2 separate regions of the Homo sapiens genome follow, and region 1 is linked to region 2. A link is a loop called in an ENCODE intact Hi-C map of the cell type or tissue named here. Cell type or tissue: prostate gland. All regions are shown on one strand. Links, peaks and the distances in the headings refer to the core of each region. The heading gives the core; the rest is flanking DNA.

Region 1 (11,178 bases), core at 1,825-9,824, 61 kb after region 2:
AACCCAAGCGTTTCCTGGCGGTAGACAGAGAGGGAGGCAGGTCTGCCCACAGTTCTCCCCGTGCCAAAGTAAGGAGGCATTCAGGCAGCGGGAGACACAAACCTCTCCCGGACTCTGGGCTCGGAGAGGATTTGTCAGGTTTTTTACAGTATAACAGGCAACATCCTGAGAGCAGTTTTTCCAACAACGCAGAGGTGCTCCACGTGGGGCCATTTCGGCTGTGATCATGATGTCAATGACCATGACAAAGCCAGTTTTGTAGGAGCCACCCCTCCCCCCACTCATCAGAGGCACCTCAGAAAACAGTTTGAAAATTCCCAAAGCAGCAGCCCTGCCTGGGGGGCTCTAACCCCTGCTGCAGGCCTCTGAGATGCTGTTTGGATCCTGGGCTGGGGGCAGCAGCCGCCCCCTGCCCCAGACTTCAGCTGCACAGGCCCCTCGGCTTTAGCGCTCCTGGGTTCTCCAGGCCCCTCCTTCTCCAGCAGCTGAGCAGCAGACAGTTCTAAATTGAGGTCGGCAGCCAGCAGCCAAGAACATGCAGGCCGGATTGTTAATCGGGAGAAGATCGTGTCTTTGAGATGCTCAGAGGAGCCGCAAGATTTATTTTATTGGGGAAAGAGAGGTGTGGGCCCTGCCTGTGGTGTGGGGCTGGAGGGAGGCCAGGCTCATCTCTTCCCAGGTCTCTTCAGTTCAGCTCTGAGCCAGAGCTCTGGGAAGGGGGTCCCAAAGGGAGGCCAGCCTTCTGGAAGATGCGGGAACAGAGATGGAGTTGGCCCTGTGCGTCAGTTAATCCCTCAAAATTCTGGCAATGCTGATATTTTGAGCTTCCTGTTGAGCCACTAAAGAGACACCCCCAGGCTGGGCAGGGTGGCTCATGCCTGTAATCCTAGCACTTTGGGAGGCCGAGGCGGGTGGATTGCTTGAGGCCTGGAGTTCGAGACCAGCCTGGCTAACATGGTGAAACCCCGCCTCTACTAAAAATACAAAAAAAGAAAAAAAAATCAGGAGCCGCGGTGGCTCAGGCCTGTTGTCCTGTCACATAAGAAGGCAAGGCCAGGCATTTGAGACCAGCCTGGACAACACAGAAAGCCCTCATCTATATAACAACAATAATAACAACAACAACAAAAATTTGGCCAGGGCTGTTGGCTCATGCCCGTAATCCCAGCACTTTGGGAAGCCAAGGTGGGCAGATCTCTTGAGGTCAGGAGTTCAAGATCAGTTTGGCCAACATGGCAAAACCCCGTCTCTACTAAAAATAAAAATATTAGCCAGGTGTGGTGGTGGGCACCTGTAATCCCAGCTACTCAGGAGGCTGAGGCAGGAAAATCGCTTGAATCTGGGAGGTGGAGGTTGCAGTGAGCCAAGATCGCGCCACTGCACTCCAGCCTGAATGACAGAGCAAGACTTCGTCTCAAAAAAAACAAAAAGAAGAAAGAAAGAAAAAGAGAGACACACCCTCCCTCAAAGAACTAAAGGCACTCACAGTTCCAGGGAATCGACTCACATGTCGGCAGTCACAGTGGGTTCGACTTGTAATTGACATAACGACACTCGCTTGTGAAATGTCATTCCAGGGAGCTGGCACCCGGGCCCCCTCCAGGGCTCCCCTCTGGTGGACGGAGCAGGGGGGATTTTACCCTGGACTTTGTATCTCCGGACTCTACTGCAGGATTGCTGCTGTTTAATGATAACATTACATTCATTTTGTCATAAAACTAAGAGCCTTGCTTCAGGGCACGGACTTATCCGAGATGGGACAGGGGCAGGGTAGGCATATAGAGATGGGGGCTGTTATATTGTCCCCCAGGGACCCAGGTGGGCTGGGATGGTGGCGCGTGTCTGTAATCCCAGCTACTCAGGAGCCAAAGCAGAAGGACCTCTTGAAGCCAGGAGTTCAAGGCCAGCCTGGGCATCAAATTTTTTTTTTTTTAAATTAAAAAAATTTTTTTTTAGAGACAAGAGGGGTAGAGTGAACCACAAATGACATCACCACCGACCCTGCCCAGCAGCCCTGCACAGCACTCACAGGCCACTGCCCCCTCTGTGTACCTACCCTGTGGCCCCCTCGACCTGTGACCTCCATATCCTCACCCGGGGCCTCCTGCTCCTCCTCACAGTGTATCTAAGAGGCCACTCCAGGGGGAGGGCAGATACACTGTCAGCACCATGAAACCTTCCTGCTTGTCCTGGGCAGGAAGACTTCAGACCAATTTCTTTAAAAATTCTCCCTGTCTGAGGTATCCTTCTAGAAAATGATGAACTCTGCTACTGCAATTAAGCCGATCTTTACAATTCCAGGGAAATCTATAAAAACAGACGTCCGTTGTTCTATATTCTTTTGGGATTCATTTCTTTAAGGTCACCGAGTTAGGCTCATGACAATGCACTGCTCTGGCTTAGATCAGCCACAGCGAGGAGAGGCTTCGAAACGAGAACCTCAGACCTCTGATGAAACTGCTGTGTCCAAAAAGTAAAGAGAGGAAGCCGTCTCTGACGAGCTCAGTCAATAACAACGTCCAGTCTGGAGACGTCAGGCCAAAAAACCCGGGGGAGGAGAGGAGGTCCGCAGTTACAGCCAAGACCTCTGGGTTCTGGCCTGCGAATGTAGCTCACCACCTCCCCTGCACCTACACCTTCCTTTCTTTCTTTCTTTCTTTTTTTTTTTTTTTTTTTTTTTGAGATGGAGTCTCGCTCTGTCGCCCAGGCTGGAGTGCGATGGCGCGATCTCAGCTCACTGCAAACTCTACCTCCTGGGTTCACGCCATTCTCCTGCCTCAGCCTTCCGAGCAGCTGGGACCACAGGCACCCGCCACCATGCCTGGCTAATTTTTTGTATTTTTAGTAGAGACGGGGTTTCACCGTGTTAGCCAGAATGGTCTCAATCTCCTGACCTCGTGATCTGCCCACCTCGGCCTCCCAAAGTGCTGGGATTACAGGCGTGAGCCACCGCGCCCGGCCTGCACCTTCCTTTCAATGGGGCATCAGCACCCCAGAGCTGGAATCCTGCAACTGCCCAGCTCCCACCCCATCTCCTGGACCCGTGCCTCCCAGAGGCCCCTTCAGGGGTGTAGGCTGTAGAGGTCTAGGCCCTAGTTGGCTGCCAACTAGAAGCGGTCCCCCGTGAAGGCACAGTGCTGATAGGTTTCACGGTCATTTCCAAGTCCACAAATTCTTTTCAGCTGTCATTTGTTTGTGCCTCCCACAAACATTGAAGGGGTACCAGTTAGGTCACAGGCCCTGTCCCAGACCAGGAGGGGCTCCCTGCCGTGGCAACATCCCCAGTCCAAAAGGGAAGGAGCAGAAAGAGCCTGAGGCAGAAGGGCTGGTATGGGGAGCATTGAGTTTGCCTGGGATGAGGTTGGGGTGCAGGGTTTGTGGCCCGGGGGTCTAGAGGGTGTCCATGACCCAGAAGTAGGAACCCACAGACAGAAGGAAAAGAAAAATTACAGGAATTGTATCCTGGCTTGGTGTGACACAGGTCCTATGTCAATTAAACACCACGACGATCCTAGGCGGCAACTATTGCAACCGCGTTCTGGAGCGGGTCTAGCTAGGAGTGGTGGCACACGCCTGTAGTTCCAGCTACTCAGGAAGTCGAAGCAGGAGGATCGCTTGAGCCCAGGAGTTTGAGACCAGCCTGAGCACATAGTGAAATCCCATCTCAAAACCAAAACCAAAAAGCAGAGGATCTTAAAGGCCCAAAACCACAGAGATCATGAGTGGTGGGGCCAGGCTTCGGACCCCAGTTGGTCTGGCTGTGTTGAGGAAGAAGAGCCAGCACCCAGGCTGGGAAGCTGTCATCAGATATGGCAGGGGGTGCTCACATTGGCACTGGGCACAGTAGCCATCAGATGCTAATAAGAGGTTTGTCAGAACCCTGGTGGGCCTCACAAATTTTCACCACCAGATGGCCAACAAGTGGCTACTTGGCTCCAGGATCACATGGAGACCACGGGGTCACAGAAGGTGGGTGTAGAGGGGGCTGGGGAGAGCTGCAGGGCATCCGGCCTGCCCCGGGGGTGCCTGCTTCTCACCCCAGGCTGAGAGGGGCTTTAGCGGGACCCTGGCTGAACTTGAGCAGTATTCCCTGAGTGAGGGCACTCGGCCGCTATCTATCTCATGCCAGGGCGTGGTGTGGCTGCATCATGCTTTGTCCCTTTTCTGGCAAAGGCAGTATGTCCCCATGGGATAACGTGGTCCGGGGCAGTGAGCTGGCTGAGTGTCCTTCTAGACTGGCTCATGCAGCTGCCTAGAGGGGCCCACGGCCTGGAGAGGAAGACCAGGGTGGATACCAGACGCCGGGGGCTGAGGAGGGAGTGAGAGCCACAGAATTCCAGTTAGCAATCCCCCACTTCCGTGGGGGCCCCAACGGACTCCACGCAACACCGCAAGCACGCAGAGCCCAGGGCCAGCCTCCCCCGCACCTGACAAGGCAGGTCTTTTCTGCCTCCACCCAGGTTGACCGGTGGGGACGGACAAGGAAGGGGTCTGGGTGGGAAAGAGAAGAGGCACCTCGCCCCTCACCCTCACACAGGCTTCAGGTGGCCTGGGGAACCACTTCAGCTTTAGAGTTTGAAGTTTTGTCTGTTACACAGGGTTAGAGATGTGAAGAACTGGGACGCATTTGTGACTTTCGGTGACCATAGAACTTTGACTTAGAGTGACCAGAGGAGCTGAGTTTTGCCAGGAGAAATCCCCCAGCACCAAGGGGCCTAGAGGGCCCAGGAGCTGCTCCCAGCTGCTTTTCTGGTTATTCTCCAGGTCCCATGGGATCTGGGGCAGGCAGAGCTGGAACAGGTCCTGGGGCGCAGGGAGGAAACGTCTCAAGGAGCCCCAGGTGTTTTCTGTGCAGGGAACGGATTTGAGAACTTCCCTTCCACTTAGAGAGTTTAGGAGGATTTGAGATTTGCCCTGTGGAGAGCGGGGCCTGGAGGTGGCTGCAAGGAGCACCCCTGAGGCTCAGGGAGGGCAGAGTTGGGGCAGAGAGTGAGGAGGGGCTGGTGAGGACCTGAACTCTCCTGCCTGGCCTGCCCTGCTGCAGGGGCAGGGAGTTTGGCCCAGGGGGAGTTTTCTGAACAGGAGCTTCTTGAACCTGCTGAATGTGGATAGGATGGTGCAGGGAGAGGGGAGAGGGCACCCATAGTGAGGACCATGGGGGAGGAGGGGTGGAGCAGGAGGGCAGCAGGGCCATCAGAGGCAGGGTTGCCACACGGTGTCTGGGAGGGCCCCCGCCCCGTCCCCGGGCTTGGCTGTTTGTTTTGAGTCTTCAACTCCTCTCCTGTGCCTCCCCACCCCCACAGAACTGCAAGCGCAGACATCTCATCTGGGCAGCGCCGTGGATCCCTGCTTAGTCTGCCCACCCTGCTTTACAGGAGACTGTGTTTTGGGGGGTGACACACCCTCCATCCCTCACTTCTCTGCAGCTCCAGGGAAGTCCCTCCCACACTGTGAGGAAGCCTTGGGCCTGGCCAGAAATAGGGGCGATGAGCGGGGGCGTTTGGGAAAAGCCCAGGTTCTGGAGGCAACAGGCCTGGATGCGGCTCCTGGCTCTGCCACTTCAAGGCTGTGCAACTTGGGCAGCTGGCTTTACTTCTCTGACCTCAGTGTCTCCCCACAACACAGGGGGAGCAACAATGCCAGCCTTAAGGGGTTGTGGTGGGATTAATTGGGACCTGGAACCCAGCTACTTGCCACGGGCCAGGCTGCCTTTCCCCAGGGACAAGAATGAGACAGGGAGTCCTCCTTGGGGATCTACAAAGGCAAATCCCAGCTGGGTGTGGTGGCTCATGCCTATTAACCCCAGCACTTTGGGAGGCCGAGGCAGGCAGATCACATGAGGTCAGAAGTTCAAGACCAGCCTGGCCAACATGGTGAAACCCCTTCTATACTAAAAATACAAAAAAGTATCTGGGTGTAGTGGCACAAGCCTATAGTCTCAGATACTTGGGAGGGTAAGGCAAGAGAATCGCTTGAACCCAGGAGGCGGAGATTGCAGTGAGCCGAGATCGCACTGCTACACTCCAGCCTGGGTGACAAGAGCTATCTCTGTTTTTTTTTTTTTTAAAAGGCAAATGCCAGCCCTATACCCTTCTGCCGGGTTAAATGACATGCCCTCAGTGCAGGGCACATAGGCCCTGATGGTCCAGGCACAGAAGGACCCCCAGGGGTCTTTCCCTGACCCAGACTTGGGCACTGTCCCTGTCCCGGGCGCTGGCCTGGCCTGGCTGAAGGCCCCTCAGGGGTGTGGTGTGTGCAGGGCTGGGGGCATGAACAGCCCTCTGCCTTCAGCCTCCAGCTGCTCTTCTCCCACCCTTGTTGGGAAAGAGTTTGTCAACCGCCCACGGGTGCCTGAGTCCTTCCTTTTCCGGTTCTTCTTATGAATCTGTGGCTGCTTGAACTTGGAGTTTGAGAGCTGGGCGGAGTTGCTATCCTCCCACACCTGGCGCGGGGACCACATGCCGAGTGAGTCCCTGGCGGGGTGTGCCCCCACGTGTTTGTGTGCCCACCTGGCAGCTTTCCTGTGGATCACTGATGTTCAGGATCAGACCTGCCCACCACCTGCACAACGCCCCCATCCCTCCAACTCAACAGCTCCCATCCAGTCCCCTCTCCTGCCCAACCAGGGCTGTCTCTGTGGCTCTGAGTCCCCAGCGATCCACAAACTCATCCTGCTCCTGCCCTGCCTGAACCGGCAGGGGCTCCCTGCTGGAGGAGACCCAGGAAGGAGTCTGAAATCAATTTACGGGGTCAAGACAAGCAATTAAAAAAAATAGAACATGAAGCATTTCATGCGTAGTAAGGGCACTGTTTGCGACCTTCTAGTTTCAGTTATATTCATACAATTGGGTTCAGACAGGGTCACGCTAAAACATGCATCTCTTAACTTTGGGCCACTGCTAAGAAAAATGGAAAGTCCCTGGCTTGGAGGATCCAGTTCTTGCCTCCCAGGACCTGCACAGCCCCGCTCAGCTGCTCTCTGGCCCTCACTCGCCCACTCCTGCGTAGACGTCAGCCTGCCACACTCCGGCGCCTTCGCCCGTGCTGTTCCGGCTGTGCGGAATGTCCTACCCATTCCTTCCTCTCCTGGGCTTTGGGGTCCCCCTCTGTCTCCAGGACATGCTCACTTCCTCCCTGAGCCACTCCTGGGTGTCTGGCTGCCCCGCACAGCACAGACTCTCAGGCGTCACTGTTAAGCCATGTGATCAGAAGAGCCAATGTCCCCTGGGTTTGGTTTCACCTTTTGCAGATGACAAAACTGAGGCTCAGAGAAGGCAAGAGGTTTGCCCAAATTGCAGTGGTAGACATGGGATTTTAAGCTGGGTCCCTTTGAGTCTGTAATCCCACTCTTGGTTTTTTTTTTTTTTTTTTTTTTTTTTTTTTTTTTTTCTGAGGCAGAATTTTGCTCTTGTACCCAGGCTCGAGTGAAATGGCACGATCTCGGCTCACTACAACCTCCACCTCCCCGGTTCAAGCAATTCTCCTGCCTCAGCTTCCCAAGTTGCTAGGATTACAGGCATGCGCCACCTCGCCTGGCTAATTTTGTATTTTTAGTAGAGGTGGGGTTTCACCATGTTGGCCAGGCTAGTCTCGAACTCCTGAACTTGGGTGATTTCTTGAGCTCAGGACTTTAAGATCAGCCTGCAGAATATAGTGAGACCCCATCTCTACTCAATAAATAAATAAATTAGCCAGGCATGATGGCATGCCTGTAGTCCTAGCTACTCAGGAGGCTGAGGCAGGAGGATCACCTGAGCCTGGGAGTTCGAAGCTGCAATGAATTATGATCATGCCACTGCACTCCAGCCTGGGTGACAAAGAGAGACCCTCTCTCAAAAAACAAACAGGCTGGGTGCAGTGGGTCACGCCTGTAATCCCAGCACTTTGGGAGGCCAAGGCAGGTGGATCACTAGAGGTCAGGAGTTCAAGACCAGCCTGGCCAACACGGTGAAACACTGTCTCTACTAAAAATACAAAAATTAGCCGGGTATGGTGGCAGGCGCCTGTGATCCCAGCTACTCGGGAGGCTGAGGCAAGAGAATCGCTTGAACCCAGAAGGCAGAGGTTGCAGTGAGCCGAGATCACGCACGCCACTGCACTCCAGCCTGTGTGACAGAGCGAGACTCTGTCACAAACAAACAAACAAACAAACTCCTCAAAGCAAGAAAAGAAAACATTCTCAAAGGAAAGAAATATACTTCTTTAAAGGGAGTCAAAAATTCAGAGGCTGTTTCCTTAAACTTGGGTCATCTAATAGGTAGACAGGGCCAGCAATAGGTAGGGGCCTGGGGACAATGGTAGTCAGAAATGGCCCTGCAGCACTGGGGGACTGTTATTGTCACCTCAGCTCAAGCACAGCCTGTGGCTCCCAAAACAGGAGTGACCCCCGAGCCCTCTACAGGCTGGCCCTGTGACAAAGCCAGTGCTGCAGAGGGCCAGATGGCATCCCTGTTCTGCAGCAGGGGCGGACATTTTGGGAAAGGAATGCACCGTGGAAAACTTGGTATGCTCTTATTGAAAATGCTCCCATGGGCTAGGCGCAGTGGCTCACGCCTGTAATCCCAGCACTCTGGGAGCGTGAGGTGGGTGGATCTCCTGAGGTCAGGAGTTTGAGACCAGCCTGGCCAACATGGTGAAACCCCGTCTCTGTTAAAAATACAAAAATTAGCCAGGTGTGGTGGGGTGGTGGGCACCTGTAATCCCAGCTACTCGGGAGGCTGAGGCAGGAACCTGGGAGGCAGAGGTTGCGGTGAGCCGAGATCGCATCATTGCACTCCAGCCTGGGCAGTAAGAGTGAAACTCTGTCTCAAAAAAAAAAAAAAAAGAAAAGAAAAAGAGAAGAAAAGAAGAAAATGCTTCTGTGGCTTCCTCTCACCCCCAGAATCTGCCACCCACAATCTCCCCCGTCCCTCACACTCTGCTCCAGCTGCTGAGGCTCCTCCCACCACCAAGTCATGGGCCAGGGCTTTGGTCCCGGCTCCCCACTGCATGGAACTCAATCCCTTCTATGGCATCAAGCGCGCGTTGTCAGTCAAGGGCGTGAGGACCCAGACAACGCTGATCAAAGGTATCCATCCCAAGTTAGGTCGATTTTAAAGGAAAACACTTTGATTCCCCAGGTACAGAAGAAAGCAGTTCCCACAGTCTTTATTTTAGGCATGGGGTTTGCCCTCCAATTTAATTCTGGCATCTCTCAGAGCTGTGCCTTTTTAAAGGCCCATCTGAAAGGCTGCGATCGGGGCTCTCAGAGCCCCAGCCATGTGCCTGAGCACAAATCCCAGGATGCCACAGATGAGCAAGCGGGCAGGACACAGGCATCAAATGCAAAAGCGTGTGGCCAAGTGGCTGGTGAGGGAGGGGCATTTTGCAGGACTTGGAAGACAACCTTTGAACAGAGACTATTTCGGAGCTTTTAGCACCGTTGCCTTTGGAATGGCGCCATCGGACAGGTTGTCACATCTTTCAACACCTCCAAATTACAAAGATGCCTCAAGACGTGGCCATTTCCACAGCCCATCCATGGCTCATTTTCATGCCTCTAGACCCCCGAACCAGGGTGTACGGTGGCCGCTCGGGGACACAAACCAAGTGCAGAACGTCCAAGGTTTGAATCGGGAATAAGCCTCACAAGGGTCAATCAGTGTCTTTACAGCAGTTGCCTCCTTTTTGCCTGTTTTGAAAGTCAAGGCCGGGCGCAGGTGCTCACGCCTGTAATCCCAGCACTTTGGGAAGCTGAGGCGGGCGGATCATCTGAGGTCAGTAGTTCGAGACCAGACTGGCCAACATGGTGAAACCCCATCTCTACTAAAAATACAAAATTTAGCTGGGCATGGTGGCACGCACCTGTAGCCCCAGCTACTCAGGAGGCTGGGCAGGAGAATCGCTTGAACCCGGGAGGTGGAGGGTGAGCCGAGACCGCGCCACTACACTCCAGCCTGGGTGACAGAGTGAGACTCTGTCTCAAAACAAAAACAAAAAAAGAAGGTCAAAAAAAGGTCAAGTCGCTCCAACTTTGGAGCTCATTTGAGAGTGTGGTCTGGGTCATCAGGGGACTCAGCCTCTCCTTTTATAGCCACCCCTGTACCCTCAAAGGGGCATCAGGATGGTGTGGAAGGTGGCAATAGGGCCAAAAGGGTGAGGTTGGGTCTGCTTCTTGTCTCTGAATTGGAGTGGGCAAAATGAAGTGAGGGGAACAGGCTGGGCGTGGTGGCTCACGCCTGTAATCCTAGCACTTTGGGAGGCCGAGGCGGGTGGATCACGAGGTCAAGAGTTTGAGACCAGCGTGGTCAAGATGGTGAAACCCTGTCTCTACTAAAAATACAAACATTAGCTGTGCGTGGTGGCGGGCGCCTGTAATCCCAGCTACTTGGGAGGCTGAGGCATGAGAATCACTTGAACCTGCGAGGCAGAGATTGCAGTGAGCCAAGATCTCGCCACTGCACTCCAGGCTAGGCGACAGAGCAAGACTCCATCTCAAAAAAAAAAAAAAAAGGAAATGAAGTGAGGGGAACAGACCCCCCAGAGAGTGCCTCCTTCAGCAGGGAGTGTTTGTTCACCCAAAGTCTCACCAAGGAGGGCCAGGCCCTGCCACCAGGAAGGGAGCTGACAGATGGAGACAGAAAGAGGTGGGAGAAAGGAAAGACTGTGGGCTGCAGGAGTCCAGACAGGGGGGCCCATCTCAGCCTGGGAGGGGCAAGGGGTTCCTGGGAAGGCAACTCTTGGAGTGTGGGTCATTATTTGGTTTTTAAATTAGAATTCTTTAGGTACCCCTACCACCTCCCAGTAACAGAGTGAAACATGTTCACTGTAGAAATTCTAAAAATGCCCAGCATTTTCGGAGGCCAAGGTGGGAGGATTACTTGACCTCAGGAATTCAAGGCCAGTCTGGGCAACATAGCAAGACCCCATTTCTGAAATAAATAAATAAATAAAATTAGCTGGGCAAGGTAGCAGTGCCTGCAGTTCCAGCTACTCTGGAAGCTGAGGTGGGAGGACCACTTGAGTCCAGGAGTTTGAGGCTGCAGTGAGCCATGACTGTATCACCTCAGTCCAGCCTGGGTGACAGTATGAAACCCCATCCCTCTTTTCTTTTTTTTTTTTTGAGATGGAGTCTCACCTTGTTGCCCAGGCTGGAGTGCAGTGGCATGATCTCAGCTCACTGCAATCTCTGCCTCCCAG
Region 2 (11,178 bases), core at 1,072-9,071:
GAGGATGCACTGGAGGAGGGGAGGGGCACACTTCAGAGAAATTTGGGAGCCAAAATCAAAGTGACTTGGGGATGGCAACAATGTGAGGGAGAGGGAGCCCAGGATGGCACCAGGTTTTGGTGGTGTGAAGGGCCAGGTGAGGATGGGACATTTCTGAGGTCGGGAGCACTGTAGGAGGAGCACATCTGGTATGGCTGACTCTGAGAGGCTGACTCTGAGACCCCAGCAAGCAGTGCCACCCCCACTTATTAAGTCCATCCTCATACCCCATGACACTTCCCATGTCCATCTCCCTTGACATCCAATTGCCGAGGTCAGGTCTCCACAGCCCCTACCTGGTCAAAGCCTCCTGCCATCAAACCAGGTGCCTTTTCTCATTTGTCCTCCATGGTGCCAACAGTTAAAATCAGCACAGCTTGGTCATTCTTCAGCTCAGAAACCTTTGATTGCTCCCTACTGCTCTCTGAACAAAGTCCAGATGCTCCAGCCAGGCCCATGAGACCCTCCAGGGCCAGTCCACTTGGCTTTGCAGCCTCCCCTGCGCCCGCCCGGTTCCTTCACTCCCATCCCATCCCGCACACTCTTCTCTGCTCTGTGCCCTTGCTCCTGCCACACTTCCCACCCCAGATGCCCTGCCCCTAGCTCCCTTCCCCAGTGGGCCTCAGCAGCAGGGGGTCGCCACTCTAGTAGTCTTTGCTGGAACCCAAACCAGGGGATGTGGCTGGACCAGGAATTTTTTCTTTTAGTTCATTTAATTAAAAAAAATTTAAAAAAAAACACTTTTTAGAGACAGGTTCTCTCTCTGTTGCCCAGGCTGGAGTGCAGCGGTGCAATCATAGCTCACTGCAACCTCAAACTCCTGGGCTCAAGGGATTCTCCCACCTTAGCCTCCTGAATAGCTGGGACTACAGGTGCACACCACCACACCTGGCTAATTTTTAAATTTTTTGTAGAGACGGGCTCTCCGTATGTCACCCAGGCTGGTCTTGAACTCCTGAGCTCAAGTGATCCTCCCGCCTCAGCCTCCCAAAGTGATGGGATTACAGGGATGAGCCACTGTGGTTGGCCAGTTTTTTTTGATAGTGACTTTATTTTAAATGACATAGAAATATGTAACAATCATAGTGGGACATGGTGGTGCACACCTGTAGTCCCAGCTATTAAGGAGGCTGAGGTGGGAGGATCCCGTGAGCCCAGGAGTTCAAGGCTGCAGTGAGCTGTGATCACACCACTGCGCTTCAACCTGGGTGACAGAGTGAGACCCTGTTTCTTAAAACAATTTTATTTAATAATTTTAAAAAAAGACCTTAAATCAGAAAGATTGTATTGTGCACCCGGTTGAGAAGTTGTCCCAGGCTCAGACACACAATGTCAAAGTCCTGGAGAACAGGGACCCTGTCTGTCATGTTCACGGATGTGGCCCCAGCACCTGGGATCTCTTGTCTGGGTGCCAAGGTGGGGTTGGGGGAAGGGTGAGAAGAGGGATGGGCATGGAGAGTAGGGAAGGAAGGAGGGAGGACAGGAAGGAGGGTGGGAGATATCTGGGGGTGAGTGGGTGGGTGGGGGGATTCATACCAGCCCATGGGCCACTTTTTTTTTTTTTTTTGAGAAAGAATGTCTCTCTGTTGCCCAGGCTGGAGTGCAGTGGTACGATCTCAGCTCACTGCAATCTCCGTCTCCTAGATTCAAGCGATTCTCCTGACTGCCTCAGCCTCCCAAGTAGCTGGGATTACAGGTGCCTGCCACTACACCTGCCTAATTTTTGTATTTTTAGTAGAGACAGGGTTTCACCATGTTGGCCAGGCTGGTCTCGAACTCCTGACCTGAAGTGATCCGCCGGCCTCGGCCTCTTAAAGTGCTGGGATTACAGGCATCAGCCACCTCGCCCAGCCACCCATGGGCCACTTTAGGCCCAGCCCCTAGTCCAGAGCTCAGAGAGGCCAGGATGGGATCCACATAGTCCCATGAACTGCCGGGGTGCAGAGGTCCCCAGCTCTCCGAACCACAGGGTTGCCAAGCTGGAACCCCCACTTGGCCATGGGCATCTGACCATTTGGCATCCTTGTCCTCCAGCCTCCCTAAGGGCCTCAGCTGAGCCTGTAGGCCCGGCTGGCCTTCCAGCCAAATTGACCAGATCTCTCGGGAATCATCCTTGACGCCTCTGCTCACTCCCTCTCTCCTGCATCCAATCCATCAGCAAATCCTGTTAGATTCTTTTCAGAGCCTCCTCTCTGTCTCCCTGTCCTGCCCTGGCCCCTCCCCCAGTCTATTCCCAACTCAGCAGCCAGAGGGATCCTTTTAAATGGTGCGTCCAGGAGGCCTCACCATCTGGCCCCCATTTCCTCTCTGAGCTCATCTGCCACCTCCTCCCCGCCACTTCCCTGCAGCCACATTGGCTCCTGTTACTCCCCGACTGTGCCAGGCACGCTCCCCACTCAGGGCCTTTGCTCTCTGCCTGGAAGGAATGCTCTTCCCCCAGAGCTACCTTCTCACCTCCTCACCCGCTTCCTGTCTTTGCTCAGATGCCACTTTCTCAATGAGACCTTCCATGGACACCTATTTATAATTGAAAAAAACAAATGTATCCCCTTTCTGCCCTTCCCTGTTTTATTTTTCTCCTTAGCACTTAGCATTCTTGATCACAATACCTGTTGCTTCCTTATTATGTTTTTTGTCTGTTTCTGTCCATTGGAATGTGATCTACAGCGGGGCAGGGGTGTTGTCTGTTTTGTCCACTGTTGTGTCCCCTGCACAGAGCATGGGGCCTATAGGGCTCACATTAGATGCTCCAAAGACATGTGCAATATGAATGAATGAGTGAATGAATAAATGAACCTCAGCCGGGTGCAGTGGCTCACACCTATAATCCCAGCACTTTGGGAGGCTGAGGTAGACAGATCACGAGGTCGGGAGTTTGAGACCAGCCTGGCAAACATGGTGAAACCCCATCTCTACTAAAAATACAAAAATTAGCTGGGCGTGGTGGCACATGCCTGTAATCCCAGTTACTTGGGAGGCTGAGGCACAAGAATTGCTTGAACCCGGGAGGCGGAGGTTGCAGTGAGCCGAGATAGTGCCACTGCACTCCAGCCTGGGTGACTGAGTGAGACTCCATCTCAAAATAAATAAATAAATTAATAAATAAAATAACAAAAACAAAAAAACAAATCTCTCTGAGGTCCAGGCTTGTTCCTCCTGGCCTGGCCTGGCCTGCCCTAGGCCCCATGCGGTCCCACCTGCTGCCTTGGTCCCCCGCTGCTCTAGCCTGCTATGTGCCACTTTACTGCCCCTACTGAAGGCTGCCAGACAGGCACAGCCATGGGAAGCACCGAAAGTTGAGTTGAGTTCAACAGAAGATGATCCAGGGCTGGCCCATCTCCACTGGGTTCAGAACCATTACACAGCACCTTCTCCAGCAGGCCCGGGTGCACCCCAGTGCCTGGACTCCTCTGGCCGCCACTCCTAGCGTCAGAGGAGTCCAGGCACCGGACCACCACTTTGCCTTTCTTCCCCCCTTTACTTCTCCATACTCATTTCCTACTTGAGCCTCAGGTCCAGCCTGGCCAGGTAGACAGAGTGGGCACAACAGGGTCATGGGGGCCATTGCACAAATGAGGAAAGGAGCTGAGAAGTCACATGGGTTGCCCAAGTCGTCCCCTACTCTCCCCACCCCATGCCCCTGCCTGATGAAGTTGGATCGGGCGTGCTGGCTGGCCAGGACACTGTGTGGGCATGGGGAGTCCTCAAGCCCCATCCCACCCCCTGGAGGCTGACAGCTGGGAGACTGAGGCCAAAGGCAGCCCCACTGCAGCACTGCACAGGGACTTCATGCGGGGCCCTGGATGTGGAGGACCTGGAGGCCTAGAGACCTGGAGGAACTTGTCAGCCGCAGAGGTTGTGAGTGTGTGTGTGTGTAGGTGTTGTAGGTGTGTGCATGTGTGCATGTGTGTGCGCACCTGCATGTACATGTATGTATTATAGGGCACAGGACTCATGAAGTGACAGATCACCATGGGGTCCCCAAATCCACACCCCTCACCCCAGCAACTCCAAGGGGTAGCCTGGAGATAGGAAGGGCACCCAGGAGGGAGAGAAGGGGGTTTCTGGACCATTCAACAAGGGGCATCACAGAACAGGATCTTAACCAGTGTATGGAACAGCAAAGTCAGCCTGATCCAGGTGCAAAACCCAACTGCTCAAGTACTCACTGCAGTTTAGGCAGGCGGCCTAGTCTTGCTAAGCTTCAATTATATTATCTGCAAAATGGACCTAATAATTCCCATGTTACAGGGTGGTCAGAATAAAACAAGATGCAGGTTGAGCGCAGGGCCTCACTCCTGTAATCCCAGCACTTTGGGAGGCCAAGGCGTGCAGATCATCTGAGGTCAGGAGTTCGAGACCAGCCTGGCCAACATGGTGAAACCCCGTTTCTACTAAAAATACAAAAATTAGCCAGGTATGGTGGCACGTGGCTGTAGTCCCAGCTACTCGGGAGGCTGAGGCAGGAGAATCGCTTGAACTTGGGAGGCAGAGGTTGCAGTGAGCCGAAATTGCGCCACTGCACTCCAGCCTGGGCGACAGAGCGAGACTCCGACTCAAAAAACAAAACAAAACAAAACAAGATGCAGTGCACACTCAATAAATGATCACTGTTTAGTTTGTTGCTAGAATGGGCTGTCCTTTCATTCTAGAATCACTCAGTGCTCCCTGAGCCCTGATCCAGCCTTACTATGAGCTGGGAACCAGACAGGAGGCCTTGCCCTCAAGGGACTCGCACATTATAGTTATAATAACGACATGCATGAATGTGTGTGTCCCAGCTGCCTGCCTTTCCGAGGCCGTGTGGTTTGCCGCTTTATAAGCACAAAGTCATTGAATCCCCGAGAGAATACTACGCATTGGGGGCTGCTACCATCATCTTGCTGATGAAGAAACAGAGAGGTGAAGGAACTTGTTCAGGGTCATCCAGTGGACAAGGTCCAGAGCCAGGATCTGAAACAAAGATCTCACTCCCACACTCATGCAGGACAGAAACCTGCACAACCCAGGTCATTAACTGCTCAAATCAAGGTAGCACTTGGGGCTGTGGGAGCACTGAGGAAGGAGAAGCTTAAGGGGAGTTCAGGAAGGGACTCACAGGGGACGTTAGTGAGCAGGGACTTAGAGGCATGAAGGCTTGGACAGGAGAAGAGGAAGGGTGGGCCAGGCAGGGATGACAGCCTGGACAGAGGCCCAGAGCAGGGGACAGGAAGCTCAACCCACGTCCGCCCCCCTGCCTGGATCCTAGCTCCGCTCATCGCCGCTGTGGTTCTCGAAGGCCCTCTTATCCTCTGGCCTTTGCCTATGCTGTTCCCTGTTTGCATGCTGTTCCCCTTTTTATCCTGTGCTCTAGGCTCAGTAGTGGGTGACAGAGCAGGATTTGAAAACAGGCCTATGGGACTCCCAGACATGTGCCTTTCCCCATGCAGTGCCCTGCCTCACAGAGAGAGAGAGCGACTCACACCTGGCGAGACCGAGGGTTGAGTCTGCCAGGAAGAGCATGGTGAGCAGGGGGAACAGAATGTGGCAACATGTGAGGGCAGACTCAGGACTGTGCCTGGGTCTGTCTTCCTGCCCAGCCTGGGGTCCACCTCTCACACTCCAGGGCTCCAAAGCCAGTGCTCCTTCCCCTGGCCTGCCTGGGGGATGGCAAGATTTAGATAGAGAATGACTTACTGACTTCAGAGTCCCACAGCCCTGGGTTAGAGCCCCTGGCCCTCATATCACTCTGGCCAAGTTGCTTCCACTCCCTGAACCTTGGCTTTCTCTCCTGTGAATGAGACTGTACCTGAAGAATGATTAAGGAAAGTCCCTGGCACAGAGTAGGTGCCTGGCAAATACCAACGGACAGGAGCCTCGGGACAGATCCCGTTCTGTCCTGGCATGGTGCCGTTTCCTAGCTAGGGAGCCAGCAGGCTCTGCAGGGCAGGGAGGCTCTGCGCTTAGCTAGGTGGTGTTGCAATGAGAGCAGCAAGGTTTCTGAGTGAGCCCTGCCCCTCCTGGGGCCAGTATCGGTGGGGGCTAGAGCCCTGCTCTCCAGTAACTCACTGTAGCCCTCCCAGTTACTCAAGGAGCTGGCCACGGCCCAGCCCAGCGGACAGAGGAGGCAGGTGTCTGGGGCTGGTTGACCCTCAGCCTGGACACCACCCTCCACACACAAGGAGGCAGTGGTGGTCCATGGGGCTGCTCTTCCTAGGCAGGGCTGTTGGAGGTGGCCCCTTCCCACTCTGCTCTGAGAGCCTGACTATTAGAGGGGACACTCAGAGGCCCAGGAGGTGACAATGGCACTTACTGGGCACTCTTTGGGCCAGAAAGAGGCTGGGTGCTTTACAGAGCCTCTGACAGATGGGTATTAATATCCGCATTTTGGCCTGGCGTGGTGGCTCACGCCTGTAATCTCAGCACTTTGGGAGGCCGAGGTGGGCAGATCAATTGAGGTCAGGAGTTTGAGACCAGCCTGGCGAACATGGTGAAACCCCGTCTCTACTAAAAATACAAAAATTAGCTGGGTGCAGTGGCGGGTGCCTGTAATCCTAGCTACTTGGGAGGCTGAGGCAGGAGAGTCGCTTGAAACTGTGAGGCAGAGGTTGCAGTGAGCTGAGATTGCGCCACTGCCCTCCAGCCTGGGCGACAGAGTGAGAGTTTGTCTCAAAAAACAAACAAACAAAACAAAACAAAAAAAATTAGGTGGGTATGGTGGTGGGCGCCTGTAATCCCAGCTACTCAGGAGACTGAGGCAGGAGAATCACTTGATCCCCGGAGGTGGAGTTTGCAGTGAGCCGAGATCACACCACTGCACCCCAGCCTGGGGAACACAGTGAGACTCCGTTTCAAAAAAAAAAATTAGAATTAAAAAAAAATAAGAAAAAAAAAATCCCCATTTCACAGATAAGGAAACTGAGGCTTGGATAGGTCAAAGATACCCGGACTCCTTAGTCCAACAGCACCTCTGACCTTAATCTCCCCTCATCCCACACGCAGAGGTTGTTTGAATTCTAGTGATGGGAAGATCACTCCTGCCAAGACCCCACCTTTGGGCATGCGTGAAAGAAAACTCTTCTCAGTGGAGACTGAATTGGCCTCCTGAAACTCCCACCCTAGGGCTGAGCACTCTGTCCCCAAAACAGTCTTCAGAGCTTGAGCACAGCAGGACACCCCAGTAAGCCAGTATGCCTCCCCTGGGTAGCTCCTTTCTGAGCCTTAGTTCCTCCAGCTGTAAAACAGGGTTACAACGGTCCCTTACTCAAGGGATGGTTGTGAGGCTTTAGGGTGTTAATAAACCTAGAATATTCCAGGAGCATCCCGAGTCCTCAGAGAAGCTGCGGCCAAGAGGAGAGGCTCAGAGGGCCTTCCAGGGACCCAACTCACCTTCCCCAAAGGAGGAATTGGCCGTGATCAGGGCAGCCCAGGGGAGGGATGGAGTGGGGACCACGGCTCGGGAGCCCGTGGCGAGCAGGCATTTCACCTGCACTCTACTGCCTCTTCCCAGACCTGGCCCTCCCAGAGGATGTGGCTCAGTCTTGCTAAAGGACAGCAGGAATCAGGGCCAGGCAGGGCTGGGTTCAAGTCCTTTGTCTGCCATTTACCAGCCACGTGTTTGGTGTAGCTGTTGGTTACCTCGCTGCTCTCAGCCTGGCGTCTGCAGCTTGGAGGAAGGCCCTGTCTCCCGGGGCTGTGGTGTCCAACAGTATGTGAGGCCCAAAGCAGAGTGGCCCCTCAAGTGCAGAGCCAAGCACACCCCAGGCCTGGGCCCCGCTGGGGACAGCCAGGCCACCCCATCATGGTCCTCCCTGCACTGAGGGAGGGACTGGAGAAGTGCAGCTCAGGAGAAGGACCCCACGTCTTGGCACATTCTGTTTCCCCTGCTCACCATGCTGTTCCTGGCAGACTTCTCTTCCCCTGGGGCCTTCCAGGCTTAAGTCTCTCCCTCTTTGTGAGGCAGGACACTGCAGCGGGGAAGCATGTACGTGATCAGGAGTACACTGATGGGGCAACTGAGGCCCAGAGAGAGGGAGCGATGTGTGCAGGATCACGCAGCTGGAGGATGAGAGCTAAGATTCCACCCCAGGCCTCTGCTGCTCCTCCTGGCACTTAAGCCTTCCCCAATCCATCCCCACACACATGCCCAGCACATCCCCACCTCGGGGCCTTTGCCCACTCCATAATCCCGATCTGGGGTTACGGTGCCCTCTCTCTGCCCAGCTGGATCTTACTGACCTTTAAGGCCCCTACTCTTGCTGTCCTCCCAGCCCTGTCCTTAGCCCCTAGAGCACACTGTCCACCCGACCCGCCTCCCCATCCAATTCCTCTTCACCCTTCAGCTCACCTGGGGATGCCCCTCCTTGGGGGAGCTCCCTCTGATCGGCTAGACCACCTCCTCTTCTGAGCCCATTCCCGGAGGCCACCCCCACTCCACCCACTTTGTGATTTCTAGCTCAGAGTCTCTCTCCTTCCCCAGATGAGGGCTCTCAGGGCACTTGTTTACACATGTTGCCTCAGCACCCAACACAGATCCTGGCGCAGACCAGGTGTTCGATACTGGCCGTCTCTGCACGGCACCCATCCAGCTATCGTTTCATTCAGCAAATGTTTATTGAGCACCTGCCCTGTGTTGGAGACCTGAGATACAGCAGTGGGAAAACAGGCAGGGCCCGCTCTGACTCAGGTGACATTCTAGTGACACGTATGCACATGTCCAAGCCAAGGGCCAGTGGCATAGATGCTAGAGGGCAAAGACTGGGGGAAGGGCCAGGCATGGTGGCTCACACCTGTAATCCCAGCACTTTGGCTGAGGCAGGCAGATCACCTGAGGTCAGGAGTCACGGTGAAACATGGTTTCACCATGACCTCAGGTGATCCCCTGTTTCTACTAAAAAATACAAAACTTAGCTGGGCATGGTGGCAGGTGCCTGTAATCCCAGCTACTCAGGAGGCTGAGGCGTGAGAATTACTTGAATCCGGGAGGCGGAGGCTGCAGTGAGCTGAGATCTCACCACTGCACTCCAGCCTGGGCGACAGAGTGAGACTCTGTCTCAAAAAAAAAAAAAAAACATGGGGAAAGGATGGGGAGGGTCATAAGGGAAGGTCTGTCTGAGCAGGTCATTTTTTTTTTTTTTTTTTTTGAGATGGAGTCTCTCTCTGTTGGCAGGCTGGAGTGCAGTGGCACAATCTTGGCTCACTGCAACCTTCGCCTCCCAGGTTCAAGCAATTCTTCTGCCTCAGCCTCCTGAGTAGCTGGGACTACAGGCATGTGCCACTCTGCCCGGCCAATTTCTGTATTTGTCTTTTTTTAGTAGAGATGGGGTTTCACAATATTGGCCAGGCTGGTCTCGAACTCCTGACCTCCTGACCTCAGGTGATCTGCCCGCCTCAGCCTCTCAAAGTGCTGGGATTACAGGTGTGAGCCACTGTGCCTGGTCTTTTTTTTTTTAGAGACAGGGTATTTGCTCTGTCACCTAGGCTGGGGCTCCAGTGATCCTCCTACCTCAGCTACCTCAGCCTCCAGAGTAGCTGGGTCTATAAGCGCACACCACCACGCCCAGCTGATTTTTATTTTTTGTAGAGAAGGGGTCTCGCCATGTTGCTCAGGCTGGTCTGAAACTTCTGGGCTCAAGCGATACTCCTGCCCACGTCTCCCAAAATGCTGGGATTACAGGCATGAGCCACGGTGCCCGGCCACAGGTAACATCTGATCGGAGCACTGGAGGAAGTGAATGCGGGAGTGATGGAAATATCAGAGGAAAGAGTATACTGGGGAGCGGGAGCAGCACGTGCAAAGGCCCTGGGGCAGGACCACACACAGCACGTTGGAGGAATAACAAGATCTGGGAGCGAGTTGGGGGGCAGGAGCTGAGGTCTGAGAGGGAACAAGCTGGGGCCACTGACAGGGCCCTCCCTGACCCTGAATGCATGGGAGTCATTGCAGAGCTCTGGGCAGAGGCATGCAGGAGCTGACTGAAGTTCTAACAGGACCACTCTGCTACTATGTGAAGAATGAATTCCAGAGGGCAGAGGAGGCAGGGAGACCCACGAGGAGGCTGCTGTGCCATCCAGGCAGGCAATGCCGGTGGTGCGGTGGAGGTGGAAGGAAGGGTGGAGTGCTGAGATAGAGACAGAGGAGAAGTTAAGGGTCAGGAATAATCCCAAGGCTTTTGGCCTGAGCAAGTGAAGGGAAAGTGGAGGTGAGAGGTTTGTGACTAGTTGAGGCAGAGCTGCCCACTGGCCATCCACGTGGAGAGGTGGCACAAGCTGTTGGCTGGATAGGTCTAGGTTTTGGGAGAGAAGTCCAGGCGGTGTGGGCACCTGCTGTATGACTCCCCATGTCCTGCACATAGTAGGTCCTCAGTAAATGCCTGCTTATTGGGCCTGCAGGGGACACATTACTGGCCACAGCCCAGCTCCCAGCCTCCAGGAGAGGCAGACAAGGGGCCCAGGGCCAATCATAGAGAGCCACACCCTGAGGGGCACGTGGGGCACCACCAGCATTTCTTGGGTGGCACTGTGGAGGGGAAGCTGGGAAGACCTCTTGGGCGAGGTGGTGGAAATCTTGGCAGGTGGAGATGGGTGTTGTGGGAAGGCGAGAAAGTGGAGGAGGAAGGCCCAGTGGAGCCGAGGTGAAGTGGACGGTGCAGGAGCCGAACCCTGGTTTCAATTTGGGCTCTGGGACTGTGAGCAAGACACTTAACCTCTGAGGTCTCCATTGCTGACAGGAATGCTAACTGTCCCCTTTCATGGGTTTGTGTGGGGATCAAATGAATTAATCCATGGAAACTGTGGCGAACAACATGATGGCAGGTGCTCAGTAAACATCACCTGCCTGTTAGCATTGCATCCAAAGCTGCCTGGGAGGAGGGACAGAGCACAGGGAGGGAGAGGGGAACAGCACAGGAGGCCTGGGGGACAGGAGCCTGGGGCCCAGAAAACGAGGGGATTTTATTCCCTTTGGGCGATTGGAGTCATGGGAAGTTCTGCAGAGAAAGGAGTAGATGTTCCTGTCAGTCCTTGATTAGCCTCCGCCTGTGCTCGACTTGGTACACTCCCTCCCATCCTAGGCCGGAGGGTCCTAGCCAGCAACCTGCCTCCTGGGCCCAGGACACACTCATGCGGCTAATGCTTGGTCAGTCCAGGCCTTCTGAGGCC

Evidence for each region. A loop is a pair of places that touch in the nucleus more often than their neighbours do. Peaks named below come from ENCODE experiments on the same cell type or tissue, not always from the same donor. Only the 100,000 strongest peaks of a DNase experiment are listed, where the experiment ranks them.
Region 1: a loop joins it to region 2, with 1.9 times the contacts of the local background. A loop is called at or near these places in 4 of 110 quality-filtered maps.

The regions. Positions count from the first base shown.
Region 1 is chr22:42,412,638-42,423,815 of GRCh38, forward strand. All of the region lies in intron 1 of NFAM1 (NFAT activating protein with ITAM motif 1), which reads right to left. Among named protein-coding and RNA genes, the nearest start is that of NFAM1, 14 kb to the right of the region's middle. RefSeq lists an enhancer at 6,746-6,865. In prostate gland, for the core only: no CTCF peak of the experiment used is centred there; a DNase peak (open chromatin) is centred at 6,478; H3K27ac peaks cover 737 bases.
Region 2 is chr22:42,351,905-42,363,082 of GRCh38, forward strand. No RefSeq gene overlaps it. Among named protein-coding and RNA genes, the nearest start is that of LINC01315, 12 kb to the right of the region's middle. RefSeq lists enhancers at 1-193, 4,821-4,900. In prostate gland, for the core only: no CTCF peak of the experiment used is centred there; DNase peaks (open chromatin) are centred at 5,917 and 8,670; H3K27ac peaks cover 773 bases.